Regions from separate parts of the Homo sapiens genome. Here region 1 is linked to region 2. A link is a contact called in ENCODE Hi-C data. All regions are on one chromosome and are shown on one strand. The core of a region is the stretch at or near the end of the contact, and the rest is flanking DNA. Distances in the headings are between cores, read along the strand shown. Region 1 has its middle 110 kb from the start of DGKB. Region 2 holds the start of DGKB (diacylglycerol kinase beta).

Region 1 (4,827 bases), core at 1,958-4,457, 110 kb before region 2:
TCTGTCTTGTTTGCTATAGTAGCCATAGTATCTAGCCTGGCACGTGGTACTTTCAGAATAAATATTTGCAAGAATAAATGGTTTGAATATCTATGGAAACACACTTAGCATGAGCACCTCACTATTTTGCAATGAGTTTTAAATTTATAGCATGTTCTATGTTATCTGGACCTGCCTACATTCATCATGTCAGTCAGCACCATCCTTCTGCTCTCTTTTGAATGAGTCATGTAACTCCCTCACTCAGTGTCTTCATAGATGTTGTTTCTTCTGCCTTTAGTGATCTCTTAACTCACGCTCCTTTTAGCTAAGTCTTCCTCATTCTGTTATCCCATCAAATCTCAACTGAAAGTTATTTTGTCAGTGAAGCTTTCCCTGCCTGACTTCCATCCCACCTCCTGAGTCTTGCGTAGGTTTCCTCCAAAATGTGTTTTTATGTACCTTAAATTTGTATCTCTATCCAATTTATAATTAACCTATCTTATTGATAGCAGCATTTGTTTACCATCCTTAAGGACCAAGTCTGTCAAATTTACTGCAACCTTATCAGCTTCTTACAAACTTTCTAGAGCAGAATTGAGACTAAATAAGTGTATTAGTCAGGTTTCTCTAAAGGGACAGAACTAATAGGATAGATCAATATATGAAGAGGAGTTTATTAGGAGAATTGACTCACACAGTCACAAGGTGAAGTACCACAATAGGCTGTCTGGACACCGAGGAGCCAGGATGCCAGTCCGACTCCCAAAACCTCAAAAGTAGGGAAGCTGACAGTGAAGTCTTAAGTCTGTGGCCTAAAGCCCGAGAGCCCCTGGCAAATCACTGGTGTAAGTCCAAGAGTCCAAAAGTTGAAGAACTTGCAGTCTGATATTTGATGGCAGGAAGCATCTAACCTGGTAGAAGATGGAGGCCAGAAGACTCATCCAGTCTACTACTTCTATATTCTTATGCCTGCTTTTATTACAGCTGCACTAGCAGCTAATCAGATTGTGCCCGCCCAGATTGAGGGTGAGTCTGCCTTTCCCAGTCCACTGACTCAAATGTTATGTCCTTTGGCAATACCCTCAGACACACCCAGGAACAATACTTTGCATCCTTTCGTCCAATCAGGTTGATACTCAATATTAACCATCACAATAAGTATCCATTATGTGTTTGCAGACAAGAGGCAAATGCAAATTTAGAACTCATGAATCTGTCATTCCTGTTCTCCCACGGTACAATTAATTAACATTAACACAAATCAATTTGTATGACACCGGCTGTTATCCTCACTTACTAATACAGGATATTCATTCTCTGAAAAGTTATCTTCCATTATTTTTTGGAGGTCTTGAGGGATTTGCATGTGTGATCATGAGCCATTTTCATCAGCCATCATGAAGTCGGCTGTTTTGTCTCCTCCTCTTTGACCCATTGCTTTCTTAATATTTGTCACCAGCAGTCATGTGTAGATACCGTGCCACTGTCTTCCAAACTCTCAACAAGACAGACTTCCATTTGTTACCCTTTAATAACATCACCAATCTCTGCCAACCTCCATGCCACTGCTGCTCTGGAAGTGTTGGGTGAAACATTTTGTGTAGACTCACTCTGTTGAGTAACATACAGAAAAAGAGGGAGGGCTCCTTCCTTTCTCCTGAATTATACCTCATGAAATAATAACACCTTGTATTCCAGTGTTCTGAAGATTTTTTAGAGAAGAGTTTGATAATTTATTCATGTTATTTAAATTCATGGCTACCTTTTTTTAAATTGAGGCATAAATCCATGAGGCCCTGAATGAGATACAAGTCTAGAGACTGTTCCATGCTTTTCTCATAATTACTCTACCCTTCTGATAATTGAGGCTTAGACGTGGTTCAAAAACAGATCTCTCTCCAAGGAGAGTCTTTTTACATCCCTTAGACACATACATATCTAGAGAACAATTCTCAACTGTTTTCTGGACTTGGAACACAACTGAGGATTCCCACACCTCCAAATTTCAGTAAGGAAACAGACATGGCAGCCAGGCAGTTTCAGATCTGTGTTCAGGTCTAATGGGAAATGTTTTGCAATTCAAGCATGATGATCCACCTGGCATTGCTGTGTGTTGTGACACTGTACAAAGGCAAAACAATTAGTGTGGTTTTTGCATCACAGATGTGGCAAGGGGCCTAGGGTACAGATATAGCAAATCCATCAAAATCATCAGGGATCCCAGCCAAAACCTCTTTCTTTCTCCTTTTTCCCATACCACCACTGATGATTCCAAGGAATTTCATATGCATATAAATGGAGAAAACACTAGTGTGAGCCTAAGGACTAGGAATGATGAGGAGTCTGTATTTCTGCAGGAAACGTTCTTTCAATGTGCACAGTGACTAAACTTTTCCATTGAAAAAATTTTCCACCCGGATAAATCTGCCACACTTTATGAGCAAATGCAAAACAGGATGATAGACACTGAACAGCCTAGAGACAGCCTGACCTGCCTTTTATTGCCTTCAAGGAGCCAATTTGAGCTCTGAGCAATGAAATGAGTCAGTGCTTGAGAAATGTAGAAACACCAGGTGAAACTTCAGAAGAGGTTTTTTGTTAAAATGCAAAAGGTTTTTTTTTTTTTTTTTTTTTTTTTGGTAAAATCAAAGTCTTATTCTTAGGAAAATTAATAGATACAGAACCACCCTGAGAGCAATTGTTTAATTCAAGGAGAATAAAAATCGTTAAGGAAAGCATAGACTGAAGAAAGACTTTACCATTTCTTAGACTTTGTTTGTAAAGAGGAACCAAAGGGAAGAATGAATATAACTGGAAACAAAAAGCATTGCTGTGAACAACTTACTTTAGCACAGAATTTCTATGTATTACTTTTAAATACTTAAAATTATAGTAAGATTTAAGAAAGTATCCACATAGCAATTACAACTACATGCGTCGCAATGTCTTTGCTGATTTTTATCACATGCAACAGTGCTGTAAGCTAATACTTCATGTCAGTGATGAGAGATTATAAGACAGCATTATTTACAGTAGGTATCATTGTATTTATTCGGATGTGCACAGAAGCTGGGACTCTTGTTGTAATTAAATAGAACTCCCACTAGGGGGGGCAAGAAAATAAAGCTCAAGGCCCTGTGTACAGGCACCTTTCCAACCAAAGGTACGCTAGATACCAGACGAAACTGCTCAGTATTTATTTATTTATTTTTCTTCCTGGTGAATCATTTGCAGCCTGCTTTTCACTGTGGGAAGTTTCTTTCAGATTTATTTTCTCTGGTTTTTCAGCAGCTTTCTTTGGTTGTAAATCCATGCTGTGGTTGAACAGCAAAGCAATATTCCAGCAAGCTCCAACAGGGATATATTTTTCTACAGGATTTTTAAAACCTCGCACACTCAGTTTCAGCACAGCCTTCCCCGGTTCCTTGCCAAAGGTAGCACTCTGGTAACTGAGCCTGAAGCTGATAGAGGGATAAAATTAGATGAGGAGGGACACACTGCTAAGGGAAGCTTTTGGAACTGCTTATTGACTCAGAAAGATAAACCGGGGAAGCAGGCAGGTCAGCACAATAGAATGTAATTAACAAATGCAATTAGCATCAGCGCATAAATCCCTCCCCCTTGACATTCTCCTTTGTATTGCCAAGGCAACCCAGGCAGCCTCCTCCTTTCCCACCTCCTCCATTCCAGCAACTCCAGGCTCCCCGCCCTTCTCACTCACTGACTTTGCCCTTGGAGTTAATTTTAAGTAGGTCGCACCTGGATTAACATGTGTGTGGGTGGAGAATGGGGAAGATGGAGGAGTGAAGGAAAGGTGAGGAGAGGGTTGACCTAGGTTTTGCAGTTGCAATTTTTATTTTTTGCTGGTTTACACTGTTTTTGGAATATAACCCATGCCAGTTTGGGAATATTTTATTACTATTTGTGACCATCAGCTGGTTTGAAAAATGCCTATCTTGTCATCTATCCAGTTTGCAAATGGATAGATGTACACTGAGGCACTTCACTCTGTGCTCTAAGTGTACATATTCTACACTTTGGTGTGTCATTTCAGCTAGTTTTTTGTCAGAGAAACAATGTTTCAAGTTAATTTTCAGAGCCACTAGTAGCCAGAAAAGAAATGAAAAGCACTAATATATATATAATTTATTATATTAATATTTAATGTTGAATATATCTATATAATATGTATATTTGTATATGGGCAGTAGTAATATCTGAGTGAGAGGTGCTGTTGAAGGCAAAAGTGGGTACTTTAATTTTTATTTAAATAGTTTTGTTTTTTATCATTTTAAACAAACACATGATGCTTTTTAAAAACACAAAACTAATCCAAAAATTAAAATAAAATGCCTTTAAAAATAAAGATATTATGATCAGTTGGGAAAAAAAGTTATAGAATATGAATGAAGCAAATAACTCCAATAACTACAGAAACCTTTATTGAATGTTTTCTGAATGCCAGGAAGTATTTAAGCACTTATTTGAGTCGCAAAAAAAAAAAAAAAAAAAGGAAATAAGTATTTTTATCCCATTTGTTTTTCCAGAGAAGGGAGCTGAAAAACAGATAATTTGTCCAATATTTCTTAGCAGTATAAACCACCATGTCATAATGCCTCTCATATTAAAAATTATATTACAATTTGCTCATGACATTATATTAGTTGTATATTCCTTTAAGAGAGAAATTACAGAGGAAAGGTAGGCAGCTTGATAACATTAAACATAATAAACCCTCATGTCAATGTGACTTTGGTGTCCTGAATAATCTTATGGATTTTGGAGTCAGCTAGAAGTGAGCTCACATCCAGGCTTGACCCCTTAGGCTTGGTAGGCTGCAATCTG
Region 2 (4,677 bases), core at 2,101-4,600:
AAATTAGATTCTAGATAACTTTATTGATTGAGTTTGTATAGTAGAAAATTCATTTTGGAGGAATCTTAAGGACAGGCATTATTGTGCAGTTCTGTGGAGCCTGTGAGTGATAGATATGAAAGGACACTTAGAGACCCTGAGAAGTGAGTCACATCCTTAAAGTGCCAGTTATTTAGCAGCAGAAAAAAGACGAAAAGAATTCAAACACCCTTATTTCCAGCTCACTTATCTTCCCAATGCCCTGCACTCACAGATTAATTCATTCACTCACGTATTCAAACGTTATTTTACTGTGCACATACCACTTTCTAAGCACTTTGGTAGATGCTAGAGACGCATGAATGAACTAAGCAAACATGGCTTGCTTTTGCTGTTGTACAGTTTGCAAACTTTTGGGTTCTCTTCAGTAAATGACTATCATTAAATTACAAAATTTAGTTTGGGAATACTTGTTTTGATGATGAAGGAGATGTAGATGAAAATTAATATGATTCGTTTCTATATATTTTCACAAATTGATGATTATGTTGAGGAATGAGTATAGAGCAAGTTCATTTTTCTCTTATTTTTTAGATTGATGAATGATAAACAGATTCCCATGAAGTTTCTGAAAATCTAGTGATGGGAGCAGAGAAGCATCTTGGAGAAATGGGCACAGTGTTGTAAGGGAGTGATTTGTAAGTTTTACCACAAAATGGAAAATCTTGAGTTATGAGTCAGGAATAAGATTCAATCACCAATCCTTAACTGAAAATTTTCTTCCTCCATTACCAAACCTTGTAGTTTTAAGAGAGTGGTTTTTTCTTAAAGTGAATCTTAGTAATGCTATAAGCTGTTAAAAAAAAAAAAAAAAAAACTAACAAGATGGATGTTAAATACTCATTACCAATTATTTTAACATCTTGTAGTTCTTCCAGCTCTACCCAGACCAGATGTTTAGACTCCTTCTTATTTATAATGAAGATAGCTAATAAATTATGTCTCTCAATAATGTTTAGAGTGTTAGTGCTCTTCCTAAATATGATTTAATTTCAAAATGGGAGTAAAGGTAAAACAAAAAACAATAACCAAAAAGATCAAAAAGAAAACCCTGCTAAACTACAAATGGCAAGATCCTGCTAGTTATAGTAAGGGATGAATTTGTTGAGCAGGGCAAGTTTAAAATCATACCATTTGTGGATAAAGTTGGCCTTTTGTATCAAAATGTATTTCTATGTGCTAGAGACTTCTTGTGCCTACTTCCTTACACTGCAGTGTACACAAGTATAAAAAAGGTACTCTTCAGACTGTTAATAATATTAATTGTGTGATACAATAATTATTTAATGGACAGACAACAAATGAAGAGAAAAATAGCTATTTGGCATCATGTTTAATTAGAATTTTGACGTTAAAAAATTCTGGATGCTATTCGCATTTAAGGTATTATATGATTTTTAAAACAAAATATTAGCCTCTGATAAAATCTGTTAAAATTGAAGTTAGGCTGGCTTTGGCAAATTGATATTTGTTGGATAATTGATAAATGCTTTGCTCATTAACTGGTCTTTGTTTAGCTAAAGGCAGTATAAACACATCAGGGAAAGATGTATTATTTAATCCTTTTGGGTTATTTTCTTCCTTCTGGGTCTTTTCTTATATTTTCTTTCTTCCGTGTTCCCCCTCTGTTTAATTTAACCCTGATTAACCCTGATTACACAAGCCCTAACAACTGGGAAAAAATATGGCCAATATGAAAAGTACTCAGAGGCAGAAATAATTAAAGGCGTGCATTACAAATAAAATCAAAAGGAATTAAGTTTATTTTTAGCTCAGACAACTGGAGGCTGAAAGTGGATTAAAAGTACTATTCAATTAAGTGATGTGTGTGTGTGTGTGTGTATTTAGGAGGGGTTGTTCATGATTACTCAATCTACAGAACAAGAAAGTGAAGACAGACTATTACTAGAGCAAATGTTACTAGTAATTAAGAAGTATTCTATTCTTTGGGGGATTTGAGAACGTCTTCCATTTCTAAGTTCTGCCGAATGTCATATTTTTTATGAGAATATGTTGGAGATTAATGAGAGCAGCCAATAAGGAGAGCAAATGAAAGTTAATAGAAGACAGAATCAAGTTGGTTTTACCAGAGTCTGTAGCTGACAGAGAGATGTTAATGCATTGAAATCATTGAGAATATTATATAGATAAGTTAAGAGCAACCACGGGACTTCTATGTCAAGATACCCCGTGTATAAGCTGGTAAGCACACTGCTTAATAACTGTCTGGTTTTGTACACAGTCCACAAAAATCTTGATTATTGACTTACTTACATTTTTCTTACCCTAATACACTATTTTACACACGTGCCTCAAAATTGTTATTTTTATCTGTGCCCTGATTGGTTACACATACATAGAGTTTCTCCCAATATTTAACTGCCTTTCTACTTCATCCATCCTCCAGTCACCTGCTCCGAGGTTACCAAGCCGGAATGCAGCAAGAGCGTCTGCAGCTGCTACAATTGGTAGAAGTGGCTTCGGCAGATGGTTGCTGAACAATGACCCACCAAGGACTACAGTTGTAGAAGGGAGAGGGGAGACGGGTATCATATTTCCTCCCTGAGATGTATAGTGAGTGGTAGTAATTGCAGTGAATCCAGCTCACTGTCTCAACAGCCTCTCACCTGCACCGTCTCCTCCCCTGTCTTATAACTGGACCAGCAGTTAAACAGCTGTATAGCCTTGTCTCCCTGTCTCATTTTCCCCTGAGCTCCATCAGCAAGAGTAGCAATAGCAGCTGGAGAAGCGGCAGCCAGAGATAGGCAGGGCTGGTGCTTGCAGCCGCGCAAATCGCCTCCTCCTCAACACACACACACACACACACACACACACACACACACACACACTGCACAGACTTCCAATATCAACGCGTCTTGACATAAATCAAGGACTAAGAGAGACTGAAGAAGAGCGTTAGTCATGGACAACAGGTATTTCATCTCTGACAAATTGTTTCCTTCAGCTGCTTACTGGTTTGGATGATAAAATAATCATTTGTGATAGCTAGCTTGAGTGGGAGTCTGGAGGACTGGGGGTGGACGCGATAGAGGAGCGGGGATGAAGTGGGAGGAGTGAGAGGTGGGGAAGGGGGACGCCAAAGATGACTTTCAGGCTCCGGAAACCTACGTCTTTCAGCCTCCGCTGTTTTTTAGTTGCAAATGATCAGAGACGGGTGAACTGCAGGCAGCCTGTGTTGCTGCCTGGAAGTAGATTTCCATCTTTCAGACACTAGTTCCAATGGGCCGGGTGTTCTGGAAGGGGGTGGCAGTGGGGAGGAGGATGCTGTGAGCAGAGTTCTTGAAGCTCCACTCCTCTGGGGAAGCCGAGCTGTGTGGGAGCCTTCTTACTGTGCCGGGAGCGTGTGAATTGGAAAGGATCCTGAGAACTGGCTAGTCCCAGTTCCTCTCCGGAAAAGCAGTGGCTCTCGCTTCAGAGATGCGCTCAGCTTTCGCCTGCATCACACTGCAGTAAGTTAAACTGGACATGGTTGGCAAATTGAGTGGCTTCTGGGTGTGTGGTGCGGGGGAAGGGAAGCTGGGAAGAAATGGGGAGGAAAGTTAGAGAAGCATAGCTTTGAATTCTCCATGAAATGTTAAATCGGTTCGTCTCCCTGACTCCTGTCCTAGTTATGCTATAGTAGGGGTGCTCTGTGATTTGCAGGCGGATGCCGCTTGTGTATTAGCTATGCAGAAAGTGCCCTGTCCATTGTGATTTTGGGCAACATAACTGATAAATGTTTTCTAAATTTAATTCCAAGAGTGGTCTCCTGAAAGTTACCAATGAGATAGCAGCTTGTCTTTTCAAAATGTAATTCATAAAGAGGCTGGCTTGGACTTTCAAATGCCCTAGTTAATTGTTACAAGTTCCAGTCCAGATTTATTCCTAATCTGTGAACTAAACAAGCAAGCAAGCAAACAAAAGTCTTCGATTTACCTTATTAAATTAAAATAAAACGTGAAGTAGGTCTCTAGATAACTGCTAGGCAACAGCCTAGGCCACACTGATGATATGATAAACATTCAAATACTCTTCAGTGGGTGCCACATGGAGGGTCCCCTCAGTTTCTTCCTGCTGCAATAATCTCCTCCACTTGCTGAACAGTCTCTTTCTTGTGATTTTAAAGTGGCGATTTTTACATAGATGGCTCTATACTTAGAAACCAAGCAGCATTGTGTTCACTGGCAGAAAATGAAGGCTTAAAACTTTTATAAAACAACTTCAACTGGTTGCTCAAATTGCAGATAACCAACTCTTTTAAAAACAGGTCAGCAAGGACCAGTCCATTGTAAAGCAAATGACCAAATAAACATGAATGCAAGCAGAATACTGAAGGTCTTTTCTAGAAAATAAATCAGAAATAATTAATGTTAAAAATGTTGGGGTACCTAACCAGGTCCTCTTGCATTGACCAGATTTTTACAGTGGTGGTGGGGCAGTGGGGGGTGGGGGGGGGTGGAAATCCCTCAAACAGAAAGCATATATTACACAAAAATGTTAGACTTAGTTGGAGGATCATTGGAGAAAACACTGTATTAGTACATTTTTCTCCAAGAAAAATTATTGACAAAACAGAAATTACCTAAAAGAGAATGTAAGATTTTAATCTGGATACGTCCATAGGCTAGCATATATTCC

What was found. Hi-C counts contacts between places; a loop is a spot of excess contacts on that map. Pooled maps may share reads with other maps.
Region 1: a loop to region 2 is called in a map of esophagus muscularis mucosa, with 2.3 times the contacts of the local background. The contact joins the enhancer-like site here to the promoter of DGKB in region 2. A Hi-C loop is called at or near these places in 1 of 168 maps with a recorded cell type or tissue (esophagus muscularis mucosa) and 1 of 50 pooled maps.

The regions. Positions count from the first base shown.
Region 1 is chr7:15,014,536-15,019,362 of GRCh38, reverse strand. No RefSeq gene overlaps it. Among named protein-coding and RNA genes, the nearest start is that of DGKB, 110 kb to the right of the region's middle. Within about 2 kb of position 3,207, at least 5 of the 41 ENCODE cell types and tissues checked have a DNase peak (open chromatin) inside an H3K27ac peak, as active enhancers do.
Region 2 is chr7:14,901,424-14,906,100 of GRCh38, reverse strand. DGKB (diacylglycerol kinase beta) reads left to right here and starts at 3,350. Exons shown (of 26, transcript NM_001350709.2): 1 at 3,350-3,509.